Linked DNA regions of Homo sapiens: regions 1 and 3 are each linked to region 2. The links are chromatin contacts, found by Hi-C or POLR2A ChIA-PET in ENCODE. All regions are on one chromosome and are shown on one strand. Each heading gives the region's core, a stretch centred on a gene start or an enhancer-like site at or near the end of the contact. The rest is flanking DNA. Distances are from core to core; before and after follow the strand shown.

The links. A loop is a pair of places that touch in the nucleus more often than their neighbours do. ChIA-PET counts read pairs that join two places held with the same protein, here RNA polymerase II (POLR2A). Pooled maps may share reads with other maps.
Region 1: a map of Caco-2 shows a loop between it and region 2 (7-fold over the local background). The contact joins the enhancer-like site here to the promoter of SMIM2-AS1 in region 2. A Hi-C loop is called at or near these places in 1 of 168 maps with a recorded cell type or tissue (Caco-2). POLR2A ChIA-PET finds 5 or more read pairs at or near these places in 1 of 52 experiments (H1).
Region 3: a loop to region 2 is called in a map of PC-9, with 23 times the contacts of the local background. The contact joins the promoter of NRAD1 here to the promoter of SMIM2-AS1 in region 2. A Hi-C loop is called at or near these places in 1 of 168 maps with a recorded cell type or tissue (PC-9) and 1 of 50 pooled maps. POLR2A ChIA-PET finds 5 or more read pairs at or near these places in 1 of 52 experiments (OCI-LY7).

What each region holds. Positions count from the first base shown.
Region 1 is chr13:44,211,714-44,214,819 of GRCh38, forward strand. No RefSeq gene overlaps it. Among named protein-coding and RNA genes, the nearest start is that of MIR8079, 17 kb to the left of the region's middle. Within about 2 kb of position 1,503, at least 5 of the 41 ENCODE cell types and tissues checked have a DNase peak (open chromatin) inside an H3K27ac peak, as active enhancers do.
Region 2 is chr13:44,108,708-44,111,951 of GRCh38, forward strand. SMIM2-AS1 (SMIM2 antisense RNA 1) reads left to right here and starts at 1,842. Exons shown (of 5, transcript NR_104065.1): 1 at 1,842-1,905. All of the region lies in intron 2 of LINC00390 (long intergenic non-protein coding RNA 390), which reads right to left.
Region 3 is chr13:44,020,806-44,023,835 of GRCh38, forward strand. NRAD1 (non-coding RNA in the aldehyde dehydrogenase 1A pathway) reads left to right here and starts at 1,530. Exons shown (of 3, transcript NR_026955.1): 1 at 1,530-1,863.

The sequences.
Region 1 (3,106 bases), core at 253-2,752, 100 kb after region 2:
TGGGCAGAGGGCTCTAGAGTCTAAAGCCCCTGAGTAAAAGAGGGAGATGGAATGATCAGTTTGCACGACTAGAGCATATACATGAAGTGTAGGCCACTGAGCAAATATCTAATTGCCTTTCAGGACACAGAGGCCCTAAGGCCCCACGCCTGGCTCTGACACCTGTCACCACTCTTGAGTGGACCCAAGGGAGTTTGTCTGCTCAATAAAGGCATTAGGGTCCTACCTGTTAATCTGTCGCCTCAGGGCCTGTACGAAGGTCCCTTATTCATTATACTGTCAACTCCTTCACCTTTGAGGCGGAATAAAAATGCAATAATTGTCCCGTGGGATTGGGAAAACACAAAGGATAATGTATTCCCCGAAACAGTGTTATTTAACAGTCCATCAGATAGGGGAAAATGTACTGGCAGCTTTTCTTATGCTTGCTTTGAGCACGCATGTGTGTACGCGTGCATATGTGTGTATGTGGGTGGCTGGGTGTGTGCGCGCACGTGTGCATGCACACTTCAGTATGTGGGGCGGGGAGGAGCCCTTTTTTTCTTTTTGGAGTTTGCTTTGTTATTAAAATTTTCTTTGAAAAATACCATTTGTTAGAACATTCTTTCTAGAAACCTCCAGTAGGAAATACTAGAGGCAATACAGGGTAAGAGATACTGTTTAGAAAGCAACACCTTCGGAGACAGAAATAACAAGATTTGAATTCTTGCTCACACATAGAGAATGATATGAAGCAAGTGAGGTTATTGTCTATACCCCTCATTTCTAACCCACCTCTGGGAAATAGGTATTCTATAATAAAGCCTTTGGGACAGGGCGACTGTGAGCATAAAATAAAGTGGAATATATAAAGTGCACACGTGAGGAACTGGGCATGCAGTAAATGGGTAAGAACAGTGACAGCCAACATTTATTTAACTTCTGTATGAAGATGTTGGCTTCAGTGCTTTACCTAGAAGATGCCATTGAACCCTCACCACTACCCTGAGAGGTAGATACTGCAATTATTCCCATTCTACAGAAAAATGAGGCTTAGAAAGCCTCTGCCTGAGGACTACAGCTAGTTAAGAGGTGGAGGCAGGATTGGAACTCGGCCCCAGCTCTATTCACAGAATCCTGTACCAAGATTGTAACCTGAGTCCCACGAGCCAGATCTGGCTTACGGATATGTTTGCTGTGGCTTACTGTATTTATTTTAAAAAATCTAACTTACTTGCCAACAGTTAAAAATTGGGAGAGGTTTCATAGTTCTTAATCTTTGGCTTCGCTTTAAAAATCTGAAGCTCTGGATACCCTGCCCCTGTGTTCTCATGTAACCATGACAGGCTGGAGCTGTCCAGTGGCTGTCACTTTTGGACAGCCAGGATTGTGTCACAGTCCACCTGCTCCTCATCCTCACACATTCAGGCAACCACCGGGCCCCTGGGAGCATCTGAGGATTTGACTTCTCTCCCACTGCCTTTTACATCCATATTCCTCTCTAAAGCCATAAAGTTGTTAGGCAACAATCTGGTATCTGTACGTGATTCCTTTGTGGAGTAAAATGCCTGCAGTAACTCTCATCTCTGCTGAATTCTAGTCATTCCTGCCTGATGCAACTCCCAGTACGATGTCAGTAACACACGAATAGTCTCCTGGATTCCTCGGGGGGCCCTCCTGATGCCTCCCTCTGCTCTAAGCCTGGAAAGACCCAGAAGCATCCCCCCGGCTCTGAGCATGTATCATCCCTTAGGTTCGTCTTTTTCCTCCCTTTGATCTCCCAAAAAGCTATCTTAGCCAAGAGACTCCTCACCTCTGCCTTCCTGGATTATTGCAGTAGCCTTCCACCTGACCCCCTAACATACCCCCACCCATTCAAAACCTTCATATTCATCTTCAGCAAATCTTTCTTTTCTTATTTTTTTTATTTCTGTAAGTTTTAGGGGGACAAGTGGTATCTGGTTACATGAGTAAGTTCTTCAGTGATGATTTGTGAGATTTGGGTGCATCCAACACCCAAACAGTATACACTGAACCCGAATTGTAATCTTTTATCCCTCACTCCCTTCCCGCCCTTTTCCCCTGAGTCCCCAAACTCTATTGTGTTATTCTTATGCCTTTGCATCCTCATAGTTTAGCTCCCACTTATGAGTGAGAACATATGATGCTTGGTTTTCCATTCTTGAGTTACTTCACTTAGAATAATAGTTTCCAATCCCATCCAGGTTGCTGCAAATACCATTAATTCATTCCTTTTTATGGCTGAGTAGTATTCCATCATATACATATATATATATATGTGCCACAGTTTCTTTAGCCACTCGTTGATTGATGGGTATACAGTTTGCTTCTACATTTTTGCAATTGTGAATTGTGCTGCTATAAACATGCATGTGCAAGTATCTTTTTTGTATAATGAATGACTTCTTTTCCTCTGGGTAAACACTCAGTAGTGAGGATTGCTGGATCAAATGGTAGTTCTACCTTTGGTTCTTTAAGGAATCTCCACACTGTTTTCCATAGTGGTTGTACTAGTTTACATTCCCCCCAGCAGTGTAGAAGTGTTCCCTGTTCACCGCATCCACACCAACATCTATTATTTTTTTATTTTTTGATTATGGCCCATTCTTGCAGGAGTAAGATGGTATCACACTATGGTTTTGATTTGCAAGCAAATCCTTCTTTCATGGCCAGAGTCAGCCTCATGGGTGTGAAGTTACATAAGACCCCTGCTTAGAAGGACCCCTCAGCTGGTTTATGCCTTGCTATTGCATTTTGAAATGTCTAATGATTTCTGAACAAAGGCCTGCATTTTTATTTTGCACTGGGGCTGGCAAGTAATATAGCTGGTCCTGTTCATGTTTCAATTCAAGAAGCTTTGATGACTTCTAACCTTAGTAGTATTTCCATCTTTTCTGAACAATGACAAAGAACGTGATAACATTTGTACACTGCAGTGGGCTGCTCTGGAAACCCAGAGCCTGGCCAGCCATGCAGGAGAAAACAGATGTGATGGCAAATTGTGACTCTTTAGCTTCAACCAAAAATGCTGAGTACACCTGTGAGGGAAGTTCCGGCCTGCAAGAGAGAGCCCGTGAGTTCACTATAGTTCTCATCAGCTTTATCT
Region 2 (3,244 bases), core at 592-3,091:
GACACTCTTTAAAGTTATCTTAGTTTGCTGATTGTTTGGCTAGAGGGACTGGTGTTGAGCCCTTCCTGGCTGTATTAGGGCTTTGCATGATAAGTGTAATTAGGGTGAGAGGAGGCTGAGCAGGCTTCAGTGTCTGAGGTGGCAATGGGTCAGGCAGAGCAGTGCAGGTCATTGACCTCAGTAGAAAACCCCCAAGCTGCACTTTAGATACCAGGTCCCTTCTTTTTCCAAACTAAAAACGTCCTGGGTGTTGGTAGCAGAAGGGCCGACTATAGGTTAATGTTGCTACTTATCCTGATTTGTGGGGCAGGGAGGGCTAGCTTTAGTTTTAAGCCAAATGTTTAAATGTTTCTCAAATCTATCTACCTCTTTACCTCCAAACCACCCAAGTCTGGGCCAGAATCATTAAAAGATGGTGCACTTGTGCCGACTTGACAGCCACAGCCTCCCACCAGGATCCCCACATTCTCTCCTGCCTCACAGAGCAGCCAAGATGATCCAGCCTCACCTCAGGTCAGACCATTTCACTCCCAGTGTGAAACCCTTCCGTGATTCCTTGATACTTTTGGGATCAAGCCTGACCCTTTGATGTGGTCTCCAAGCCTAGGTCAGCCTGACCATCATCCTCTTACCGCCTGACATTGCTGCAGGTGGGTGGAAGGCCTCGGCTCCTCTCAACTCCAAGCTTCTTTTCCTTTTAGGTATTGGAACCACATTCTTCCACCCACCTGGGGCACTTTCTCAAGCAAAACTCTCAGCCGCCTTCAATTTTGAGCTTAAACTTTACTTCTTTTCTTCCTCCCCCTAGAGTTCCTCACACATGAGCCCCTTGAACTCTGAGTTTGGGATCCTAAAACTTCTTAAGCTTTATTGTTACCCCTTACCTAACCAGAATCTAAGTTCCATGAAGGAGGGACCTCATCCATACTCCCCATGCCAGTGAATACATTTCGAGTAAACCCCAAAAGTATTTGCCAATGATAAGGTAAAAGCAGTGGGTTTCACAAAGGACAATACCATTTGCAGAAGAAGCACCACATAGCAATAAAAACCCAAATGGTTATCCAGATTATGTAAGGGCCACAATCATGGGCAAGGTCCCTATCATGTGTAAGAGACAATGTGAGTTATTTTGTCTATATGAAATATGCCTTTTGTTTGGTAGTTGTCATTTTTTCAAAGAACTTTTTGCTAGGCTATCGAAAAGGTGAACGACTCAGGAGAATGGGCATTATAGTTGACGGTTATTTAGCAACTACAGTGTGCCAGGTCCAACAACCTTATGAAGTAGGTGCAATTATTACTGCCATTTGGTGAATAAGGAAACTGAGATGCCTAGGAAATTAAGTAATTTGCCCAGTGCTATACAGCTGATCGGTTGAAATCGTATCTGAAGCCAGGCACTGCCATTCCCAGGCAGGCACCCATTGTACTGTCTCCCTGTGGAACTGCAGATCACCTTCCAATATTGAGGGTCTTCCACATTTGCCGGAAAATACCATGGGCTGAAGATGTGCAACAGGCTTTACCTCCCTCTCTCAAGAGGTGGAGCTGGTTCATGCCTCAGAACATAAAAGGGTGGGGTTTGATTTCTCATCTTTGTGAATTATTTCTGAAGAGTTTATTGTATAATCAGTGACTAAGTAATTGTGGCCACGAGGAGATACAAAGATGTTTCATTATGGATGGTGTAATATTTAACTTCACGGAAAGGACCCGGGGCTCTGTGGCTTCCCATCCGTCTTGTGACCCGGAATCATGGTGATCTAAAAGAGCCCTGTGACTCTGGGAAATTTGTTATCAAAGGATGTTAGCCACAAGTCCTGTTGGCAAATGGACCCCAGGTGGCCTGCAGTGCCAAGCTGTTTCCCTGCCAGCCTCCCAGTCTGGCCCTGACTCTCCAATGTAAGTGAGGGGCACAATGGAAATGTTATTTTAGGCCTTTCCACTTTAATTGCATTTCCTACAAGAGCGTCTGCGGGTTTTTCTTCATTTTGCTGGTGCCTCCCATATGAGTGGAGATCCACTGAGCAAGGTCATTGACCTACTAATTGTTAAAGGCATGTAGAAGCTCGGAGGGCTCGGTTCTCAACAATATCCTAATTATTATGCATTGGTTAGATGTTCTCTTCCCCATACTGTGTTATTGGGTTCATACTGGCTTCTAGTAGTAAAATCACTTGCTCTCTCTCTTAGCATGGTGACAATTCTGTTGTGATTAACTCTTTCCCAACTTCTTGAACCTGAGAAATATATTATTCTATTACAAGGAGTTCAAAAATCGTATATATATTTTTCTCTTTTATAACACACTTCTATGAAGTATCAGACATTTCATTTGCACTTTCTCATCTAACCTTCGCAACATCCTTATGCATACTTATTATTATTGTGTCCACTTTATAGAGGGGAATATTGAACAGAGGATTTGTTTGTTTTGTTTTATTTTGTTTTTAAGTGACTGACCTATCAAATGTCACACAACTAGTAATTAGCAGACTGGGTTATAAACTCAGGCAACTGGCTTCAAGCTTAACTACTTCATGCTTAACTACTGTACTGTGCTATTCTACTTTACTTCCTTGTATTGTTTTTAACTTGAGAGATTTTTATCCATTATAGTTGAATCCATGACTCTTGTTTGCTTGTTTATAAAAAACATATGGTCCTGAGTAATTAGGATGTATTTCCCAGCATCGTTCAGTTTCCATGACACTTACTCTTCCAACCCCAACACACACACAACTGTGCACAACATACAGTTGAATGCAAACATATAAATGTTGGTGCATTTTCCTTTTTGTGATATAAAATTGTCCTCTTTCTTATACACAATCACCTGACCAATTTTTTCAAGATGATCTAGAACCTATTATTTGTAAGCCACTTTGGAAATTAGGGGGACTTTTCTGAGACAGAAATAGCATCACCAATAAATATGGAATTCCAGGGAAGGTACACATAGGGTCTTAACCCTGGATGGACAGCGCTGATCTCTTCAAACCTTTTTGGAACTGATTTCACTTCACCTTAGAAATCAACCACATAACACATTGGGTTAGATCAATGCATCCTCTGTATCTCTTGGAGCAGCACCAGTGCAGAATTTTCCTTCTAAGATCAATGGCAGGCTGGGAAAATACCCAGACATCGGTACACAATGTGACAAGCAATAAGGAGTGGAGGTAAGAGATCCAGGCCAAGCCTTGGCCTCACCCACGCTTACTGGTCTTATGATCCTAGG
Region 3 (3,030 bases), core at 280-2,779, 88 kb before region 2:
TGATATAGTACTGCTGATTCAAAGACATAATATGCTGTAATGTAGTCATTCCTAGTCCTATTAGATTTGATGCTATTTTTCATCAAATTACCTACAATCATAATATAATTATATCAATACTGACTGAATATAACAAAAATTAATTTTAAAATATGGAGCTAGATCAAGAAGTGAGATGTTGAAACAAAATCTTCTGCCACTCAATTTCGAGTATCTCTAAACATACTCTTTCATTCTCTTGCTATCATATAAAAAAGTTACACGAATCACTATGTGAAATAAAATTGTTTTCACTATAAAACAAAGCAATGATCTATAGAAATAAAACATAAAAAGAAGATAGTTTTACCTTATTCTTTTTAATAGGTTAAAATGGACTATATAATTTTATTATACTCTTAATTTGCTTAGCAAAACGTTTCCTCCCAGATACTGAAAGAAAAACTTTAGCTCAGGCCAGATTTAATAATCCTAAACTTTCTGAATGTCATCTGAAAAATTAAACAATCAGTCAAATTCTCTAATCTGTGTTTCTGGTTCAAAATCCTCTTCCCCGTCTTTCTAGGTAAACTTCAGCTATTCAATCCAGAAAACGTAGTATGTTAATGATTGAACAAACATCAGAAGACTGGCATCCTATTCAAAATACTGTTTCTGCACTCTGCTCATGGGTTTGAAACAAATAATTTCTCAGTAGTAATTGCTTGCTTTCCAGAAAGAGCTACGGTTCAAGAAGAAGGGTTGGTGGGAAACTTGTACTAGTTACAAACCTGATTGGCTAACATCTATTTTAGAATCCTTTGGGACAACATTGAGGTTGGTTATATTGGCTAAAAGATCATATTTCTGGGAACTTGCCAACCAGAAACTCAAATGAAAGCTTGTGCCCTGGAAGCTCTGAAACAAAGATATCAAAGTAATACTGTGTCCCTTCATAGTGCCTGCTCCGTGGTCAGGAAATGACGCTAGGTGACACTGGGAAGACCCAAGGCCTGGCAGGGCCTTGGCTGGTCTACACCCTAAAGAGGAAGAAACCACCAGCATCTTTTATTTGATTCAGTTCAGTTTAAAATATCATCCCATCTGTGCCAAAAAGGGGCAATTTGATCTTACGAGCAAACAACAAAAGGAATTTTGCATTAGAGGATTAAAAAAAAAAACTGTTTGTTAGTTTCTTACACTTCCTGCAAATATCTTAGTTTGAAATGCTAAATGTTTTTAGGACACTTTAACTTTATTTTAGATGTGTATTAAGTACAAATCTTTTTTATGATATTGGGCATTTATGCTCAATCTCTTTTCTGTTAATAATTTTTCTTATTTGATTATTTTTAAAAAGAAAAAGAAAACAAATGTCTCTTTGTCCAGTGTCTGGTTCCAGATATTTTACTTTTAAATGTTTACCTAAGGAAAAAAGAATGAGATTGCTATTTGCCAAGCCTGGAAGGATGGAATTTGCTATTTGTTTACGGAAGTCATTGGTGCTACTGCCTTACCTGCTACCCACTGCCCTACGCAACCACTTTCTCATTCTTCAAAAGTTTCACTGACATGAACCTCACTTGTGGGTGCCAGGTTATGACCACATGCATAGTTTCATCTTCATCTTATGCAACATTTGGGGTAAAAGGAAGGTTATGTGGTAACCAGTTTATGACTTGAACTATAGGCAAAGATTGACCAGACCAAGCCCTGAGACACAGTGTTGAGAGCCAAGACATAAAGTTGTGAAGATTCAGACCCAGAGCCCAGCAGGGCACAGGCTGGAGGGGTGATGTGAGTGATCAGTAACACCATGAAGACTCTGCTCCTGGGTCAGGAATGCTTTTTTGTCCCTGTTTTTGGATTTTCCACCATGATCAGGTATGTTTGCTCACCTCAGCTGGGAGCCTGAGTGGGAGTTGGGGGACTATGGATGTTCTCTGCCACTGACTGGAGGGGAGCACAGCCAAGAATCATGAGCACTTTTGCCTTCATGACTGTATTTTCTTATGGTTAGAAACAAAACTAAACAATTTAAATAACTCTGCTTAATGGAAGTCAGGAAAGAGAAAAGGCAGCTATGAAGTGTTGTTGTTACAGACTGTGCATGGACCCTAATGGTCACCTAAATGTGAGAGGAGGCTAGGCACTGAGAATGCCATGTGCAAGGAAATAATAAAAGCAAGTCCTCCAAGACATTTCCCACAGACTCAAATATTTTCGAAGTAACAAAAATAAGAAGAGTGCCCTTTTTGAGTCACAAAATTGGCATGAAGTGAACTGGTTCTATGCTTGCTGTAATTGTTGTTCAAGGAGGAAGGGGGGAAGCCATTGAATGTGTTCAGTGAGCTAGAAAGGTAACTTTCTTAACTGGAAGAAAATGATCAAGGGTGAGAAGTCAGGAGGAAAGAGATGTTTTTGACCAGGTCTCATTCTTCTCCCTCTGTGTCTGACCTTGAAAAGGAGAGATTGCAGAATAGGAAAAAAAAAAAAAAGTTTGAACCTTCCCAAGAGATGGGTAAACAGCTCTCCTTCAGAAGAGGATGAGCTGTCAAGGATACTGGCTGTGTGACATCTCACAAAGGTAGAAACACTATTAGGCCATCACTGGGATTTTAGTTTACAGGACTCTATTCTCCTTCCCTCAAAACTTTGACAAGATGCAACTTCTTTCCTGAGCTAAACTGTTGTGTTGGTTGTAGTATCTTGTCTTATGCCTCATTACTCACTATCAGAGCTCAGTGATGAAATGATAGAAAACTTGAGTCAGTGATGGGGACTACTTGAGACTGAACGGGCAACAAAATGAAACCTTCAGAAGCCTTCTGGAAAGAGGGACAGGAGAGGAAGCAGTGGAGGAAATTTCATGCAGGGCTCCTGGAGGTGCCATAAACAGGATAAAGATCTGGGACTTGTCTGTAATCAAAAAGCACAGGGGATAACTCAAAAGTGCTCAAGGAGGGGAAAGAAAGCAGACTTGGTCTTCTTGCAGTAGCACTGGCTGGTAATGGTTGAAATGTGAATGATCACATTCTAGTTAGGCACATT